Regions from separate parts of the Homo sapiens genome. Here region 2 is linked to region 1. A link is a contact called in ENCODE Hi-C data. All regions are on one chromosome and are shown on one strand. Each heading gives the region's core, a stretch centred on a gene start or an enhancer-like site at or near the end of the contact. The rest is flanking DNA. Distances are from core to core; before and after follow the strand shown. Region 1 holds the start of EML5 (EMAP like 5). Region 2 holds the start of MOAP1 (modulator of apoptosis 1).

Evidence for each region. A loop is a pair of places that touch in the nucleus more often than their neighbours do. Pooled maps may share reads with other maps.
Region 2: a map of CD8-positive, alpha-beta T cell shows a loop between it and region 1 (14-fold over the local background). The contact joins the promoter of MOAP1 here to the promoter of EML5 in region 1. A Hi-C loop is called at or near these places in 2 of 168 maps with a recorded cell type or tissue (CD4-positive, alpha-beta memory T cell and CD8-positive, alpha-beta T cell) and 5 of 50 pooled maps.

Annotation. Positions count from the first base shown.
Region 1 is chr14:88,791,294-88,794,662 of GRCh38, forward strand. It overlaps EML5 (EMAP like 5), which reads right to left and starts at 1,660. Exons shown (of 44, transcript NM_183387.3): 1 at 1,014-1,660. The coding sequence starts at 1,210. RefSeq lists silencers at 1,171-1,250, 1,441-1,800.
Region 2 is chr14:93,183,075-93,186,443 of GRCh38, forward strand. MOAP1 (modulator of apoptosis 1) reads right to left here and starts at 1,823. Exons shown (of 3, transcript NM_022151.5): 1 at 1,736-1,823; 2 at 1,485-1,639; 3 at 1-1,288. The coding sequence starts at 1,168. The coding sequence ends at 113. It overlaps LYSET (lysosomal enzyme trafficking factor), which reads left to right and starts at 2,243. Exons shown (of 2, transcript NM_001098621.4): 1 at 2,243-2,411; 2 at 3,186-3,369. The coding sequence starts at 2,332.

The DNA.
Region 1 (3,369 bases), core at 410-2,909:
AATAACATTTTGTAACCAAACCCAAATCGTAGAATCTTTGATAAAACCCCAAGAGCACCACACAAACACATTCTCAATTGCTTTTAATATATTTTCCTCTGTAAAGGACAAAAAATGCTGTGCTTGAGGCAATAATCAGTGGCCTAGAATGATTTCTGAAGCTCTTGACTTTACCATAAAAGTTGTACTAAGACACTGATTGAAAATTACATTTCAAATATACCGCTCACTAAAGAAATGTCAACAAGCTCTGGGACCAACTTTGAGTTATTGTCCAAGGAAGACTAAAAATAGCCCCCCAATAGCGATTTAATTTTAAGAAAATACAAAAGTAGCTTATTTAGGAGTATTTTAATGAAGATGAAGAGAACTGGAAATCAGTGAAGTTTTCAGCAGCCTCTTCAGATAAGACCTACCTTAAATTGCCTTCAGGTGTGCACATTTTAACATCCAGTGAATTGCCTGGAGGTTGCCTGGGGTTTCTGCTGATTATAGCAGGCGGTGAAACCTGAACTAATAATTACGGCCAGGAGGTGAGAGCCCTTCAGGACGCCACCCTGGGCGCGCTCCCCGGGAGCAGCCCACCGCTTGCTGTGCTTCCATCAGTCCTTTATTAGGTAAAGGGTTTCCCCCCACCCCGGGTGCTTTAAGAATGCGTTTAATAAGAAATTTCTCACAGGATCTAACGGAATAAAGTGCCACCAAAATAACCTTTTCGCAGTTTTCGTAATTGTGATGGAGTGGGAAAGGGGACAAAGCCGTCAAACCGGGTGCCCGGTGGATCCGCGGACCTGATCTTCCTGCACGGACCCGAGAGAGAGTCCCTAGACGAGGAAGAGGGGAAAGGCATTTGTAGGGTGTTAACTGGTGGACTCGGGACCAGAGAGACAGCTGCGGATTCCCCTCGGGGTGATGCTCCGTGCAGGAGCGGTCACGGCGTCCAGAGGAACCCGCGGGTGCAAACTCCGGGAGCGGCTTGCAGGGTGACGGCGGCGGCCCCCGCTCCCCGGTACCTGATGATGTCGTCGCTGTGGCCCCGGTAGAACTTCTGCCTGTGCTCCCGCGGGCTGTACACCACGCCGACCCCCGCCACGAAGTATACGATCTCCTTGGCCGCAGTGTAGTAGAGGTTGTTGCGGCACTGGTGGCCCCGGTAGCCGTACACCCACTCGAGCCGCAGGTGGCAGCTCGGGGCGCTCCGGGCCGCCATGTCGGGGCGCCCACCCGCCGCTCCCGCTCGGGCCCGCGGCGGCGACGGGAGGCGGCGGCGGCCCGGCAACGAAAGCCCTCCCGCTGGCTGCCGGGACTTCCCGCCAGCCGCGTCCTCTAAGCCGCGCCCGTCAGGTGCATCTCGTTTCGGGGGCCGCCGCCGCCTCAGCCCACAGGCGGGAGGAAAACCCTCGCCTCGCGGAACATGCTGAGGGCCGCGAGCGCCGCCGGCTGTCAAGTGGATGCCCAGAGCCCTTCGCCCGCCTCGGCTCGCCTAGTCTCCTCAGCCCGTAGCGCCTGGGCCGAGAGCGAGGGCCCGCCTCCAGCTCCTCAGCCGCCGCCCGCGCACGCAGCTCCCAGCCCCGGTCACCTGCGGCGCTCGCGCCCCGCCGCGGCTTTGTAGCCACAGCCTGGCGGACCCGCGCCGCGCACCCCGAAACCGAGCGAGCCGAGCCGAGCCGAGCCGAGCGGCGGGCGCGCGGCCTTGCGTGGCCCCGCCCCCTCCCGCGCTCACTCCGCCCCTCCCGGAGCCGAGAAGAGGCTGGAGTTCGCGGGGCCACGGTCTAGTTGCGGAGTCGCTGGGACCGCGTCTCTGCAAGTGCGCGGGCCGGTGAGCCCTCCCTCGTTGAGCTGCTTAAGCCCAGGCGGACCCTCGGCGACCCCGGGCTCCCGCTGCTTTGCGTCCTCAACCGGGAAGCACCTGCCGGTTCCGCACGGTCCCTGCACCCAGCGTAGGCCACGTTTTTGCCTGGGAAAATCCACACCGGGATGCTAAATTCTCTTTTTTACGCTTGATACCTTGTGTGTCTTGCTGCCTTATAGTGCTTTCGGACCCAGACATTGGAATGATGCCGAGCTTCCTAAATGTGCTTTTAAATTATTATTTTTAGAAACAGAGCCTCGCTCTGTCGCCCAGGCTGGAGTGGAGTGGCGCAGTCTCAGCTCACTGTAGCCTCCAACTCCTGGGCTCCAGCGATCCTCCCGCCTCAGTCTCCGGAGTAGTAAGGAGTACAGTTGCGTACCACTATGCCCGGCAAATGTTTTGCTTTGTTTTTAAGTTTATTTTGTAGAGGCGGGGGTCTTGCTGTGTTGCCCAGGCTGGTCTCCACCTCCTGACCTTCAGCAGTTCTTCTGCCTCAGGCCTCCCAAAGCGCTGGGATTACAGGCCCAATCCACTGCTCCTGGTCCTAAGTGTATGTTTTCTTAAGTGACCGCAAAGCTGAAGGTAGACTTTAGATGGTAAACTGACATGTGAGATCTGATTTCCGAATAGCAAAAAAAAAAAAAATTGTACTTCGATTTTTTTAAAAATGACTGGGACATCACCAACAGTTACTCTTAATTAAATAAATTCAATTGTGATCCTGTAGAAAACTCCTGTAATAAAAGTATTGGGAACAATCAATTCCTGACTATGTCATTTCCCCTCCTACTCAGTTGTGTCCTCTTCTCACAGGAATATGAACAAGATTTATCAATACCTCTAAAAATAATTGGAAATCCACAATTTAAAAAGTGTTAAGTTCAGGATGGCCACAAGATTTACAACAAAAAAATACTAATTCAGGATATACCAATATGAACCCTTATTGTCTAAAAATTACTGTTTGATTTCCATAGGAAATACCAAGACAGAAATCTGACAAAAGCTAAAATAAACTACCATCGTTTCAAGAAATATGACTCCAAAAGGGGTTGACTCCTGTGTGGTACAGATATATTGGAATAGATGTTATCCAATGTCTACTTCCTCAAAGATGCCAGTTACTAACTTGAGACAGGATTACCGTTTCGTCTTTGATTATGACTTCTAATCTGCAAGCAGTTTACATGCAGGAAATAAAGGCCATCTGAAAGGAATTTACATAGATGTCATGAAAAGTAAACTCTGAAAGAGTTTCCATTCTGGGCAGAATCTGAAAAAGAGGAATAGCTTTCTGGCAGCTGCTGCAAATAAACAAAGAAATCAGGCCTGAGAAGTGGCTCTAAGGCCCATGTAGGGTACCCTGGGCAAAAGCACACACAGTTTCTCTTTGTCACCAGGAGGGCGTTTTCTGTTTTTTAATAAGAATATGTTCTAATTCACTAGTGAGTTCCTTGAAATCCCCTGGTGAGAAAAAGAAAAATTGTTGATTATTTAAATTCAAGCAGTGAACTTAG
Region 2 (3,369 bases), core at 573-3,072, 4.4 Mb after region 1:
AAATGAGTTACTTGGCAGCACAAGGTAGGGATTGTATGTGTCACAAGAGTATATAGACTGTTCTACCTTCATGCTCTACTCATTGCCATATCCCTTCGTGGTTCCCTGAGACTCAGGTGAAATTACCTTCCAATATTGCCTGGAGAAGGGCCTCCTCCTCCTCAGCTGCCTCATAATCCTTTATTAGTACCAATAACTGCAAGAAACCAGGGGCTGGGCCATCCTCTGGCAGATTAAGCTCTCTGCGAATTGTTTTGTGGACTGCCCCAGCAATGACTTGGTCTAGGCGGGCCTGATTCACAGCATCTCTCTCAATTGCTCCTCTCTGTACCAGCTTCTGTAACAAAGGCTCCAGCCTTAGTACATAAGCCGACAACTTTTCCTCATCCTTCTGGTAAGTGGTTAGATATTTGACCTGCAACTCCCTAGGATTATCTGTAACCCCAAATACCTCCTCAAGAGCCTGCAGACATTCATCGACAGTAATTAAAGGATTGTTTATCTTGAGGACACGAATAACATCAAGTGCTGGGCCTCGAAGGCTCTCTAGCAATCGCCTTCTCTTCTCTACATCTGGCACCTGCCACGCCTTTATCATCTGAGTAGTATGAAACATCCAGCGTCCAAATTCTTCTTCTCCTGGTTCTGGAGACTCCCTGCCCGAGAACACTCTCAGCTTTTTATACTTCAAGCATTGCAGGGCAGGCTGAAGAGCCTCTAATGCCTGTGCCAACATAGGGGCCCACATTTCCGGGATCATGCCCTGCTCTGGGTCTAAGGAGCCATTTTCATGTCCAAGAGCTCTGCTCAACTCACCCACTGTCATGCCCTCTCCCGCTAAAAATTCATTTAATCTGCTTAAAAATGTATTATCTGGGTCAGGGGGCTTAAAGATCACTCTCCAGATACCCCCTTTTCCCGGTATCTCCTTAGGGACCAGGGCGTGACTAGTCTCCGCAGTAAGCCCTACTAAGGCTACTTTCCTGTTCTCATCCCTCCTGAACATCCTTCCAAGCAGTCTGTACTCCCCCAAGGGAGCTAAACCAGCCTGCAGAGCCTCCTCGATTTCTGCCACACTGCAGCTCTGGGAGATGCCGGCAATCAATAGCGCTTTCCGAGGGTTCATGTCCATCCCCCTGCACCAGTCTTCTAAAAGCCTCAAAGTCATGGTGCCCGAAATAATAGACTTAAGTTCTAAATATGCCAGACCACAGGCGACCACCGAAATTCAAAGTAATCCTCCGCGGTACCCCAGAGAAATCTTGTCAACGTGCCGAGGTCCAGCAGCCTGCAAGACAGAGCAGACAGGTTAGCTAAAGGTGCCAACGTCCAGGGCAAGCGTGCAGGCCCCAAGCCCCGCGCGCCCTGCCCCCAGCGGCGACGCCAGGGCAGCCGCACTGCGGCGCGCGCCCCTCACCCCTCCCAGCCCTGGTGCCTGGCGGATGTCGGGCCTGCAGGGCCGCGTCGGGCCCGCTTCCACTCACCGTGATCTAGTGCTCGTGCCCGCGTCCGTGCGCCGGCGGCCAAGGTGCCTGGCCGGGCCCCGACGAGGCGCGGGAGGGCAGGCTCCCCTAGGCTCTGACGGACACTCGGGGGCCACAGCGACCGATGCCGGTACTCCAGGTGCCTGTGGTACTGTCTGCAACGAGAAGTGATGGGGCGATGACAGTCGCGAGCGGGCACCAGGGGGCAAGGCTGAGGAGCGCTGAGTCGCCAGACCCAGAGAGCCACCCACCTGGAGGGACGTGCCGCCACCCGCGCCGCCGGAGCTCCGGCTCCAGCCCGGATTCCACCTGTTTTGGTCTCGCTCGGGGAAGCTGCGCGGCGGGCGGGGGCGATCTGACGTCATGAGGGGCGGGCCTCGGGGGCGGGGCGCGCGCGCTTCCGGCCCGAGCCGGAAGCTCCGACTGCGGCGGCATCCGGGACGGCGGGCGGGCTGGCCACCACGGGACAGGAAGGTGAGATCCGGGACCTCAGCTTTGCAAGCAGGCTCCGCCGGCGACCGCTGACGGGCGCTGGGCTCGCGGCGCTGCAAGGCGGCGAGGCCCGGGCCTGGCGCCGCCTGCGCAGCCTTGGTCGCGGCGTGCCGGCGCTGCAGCGCGGCAGGGGGCGGGGCCGGCCGCCCGGAGGCCCAAGTGGCGGGGACGCCTCCCTGCCGGGTCAGGTTCTCAGAGCGGGTCTCCGGCGGCGGCGACGGGGGCCGGGCCGCGCGTGACCCGCCGCAGTCACGCCGTTCTTAATCACTAGTAGCTGGTGCTCCAGGCTGGCGGCGCTCACCTTTCTCCTAGCCGGGTGACCCAGGGGATTTATTTTATGTTGGCTTTCTCTGAAATGCCAAAGCCACCCGATTATTCAGAGCTGAGTGACTCTTTAACGCTTGCCGTGGGAACAGGAAGATTTTCGGGACCATTGTAAGTGCTTAGGAGTTACTGTCTTAACTTGGGGGCTTGACTTGTAGCACCCCGCGTTCACGTCTGAAGCAGTACTGTTATGCCAGAAAGTGTTTCACCTGTCAAAGTGAAATGTGCTGTGAGAAACTAGTTTAATTCCAGTTTCTGGAGGGCGGGTATTATGGACCTGTTTAAGTAGGATGCAGTGATTTATTCTGAGGGATTCCCGTTAAAAAGCAGAACTCAGTATATACTGAAATCAATGGTTTTTTGTTTTTTTGTGTGTGTTGTTTTACTTGATTGTAAGTATTACACAAAACAACCTGTAAGTTTTACATTTCTTAATAGGTGTTTAATTTAATTATTTTAAATCTTAAGTGTGTTAGTGGGATATTTTAGAATTCTTTTTTTTTTTTTTTAATTAGACAGAGTCTCGCTCTGTCGCCCAGGCTGGAGTGCAGTGGCGTGATCTCGGCTCTCTGCAAGCTCTGCCTCCTGGGTTCACGCCATTCTCCTGCCTCAGCCTCCCGAGTAGCTGGGACTACAGGTGCCCGCCACCACGCCCGGCTATTTTTTTTGTATTTTTAGTAGAGACGGGATTTCACCATGTTAGCCAGGATGGTCTCTATCACCTGACCTCGTGATCCACCCGCCTCAGCCTCCCAAAGTGCTGGGATTACAGGCGCGAGCCACCGCGCCCGGCCTAGAATTCTTGGAGATAAAGCAAGTACATTTGGAGTAGTTGCCGTGACAGCATTACTAGACCCTAATTGTATTTTCTTTTTTAATTTGAAGGCACAGAGCATGGAGAATGATGAACTTCCGTCAGCGGATGGGATGGATTGGAGTGGGATTGTATCTGTTAGCCAGTGCAGCAGCATTTTACTATGTTTTTGAAATCAGTGAGACTTACAACAGGCTGGCCTTGGAACACATTCAACAGCACCCTGAGGAGCCCCTTGAAGGAACCACATGGACA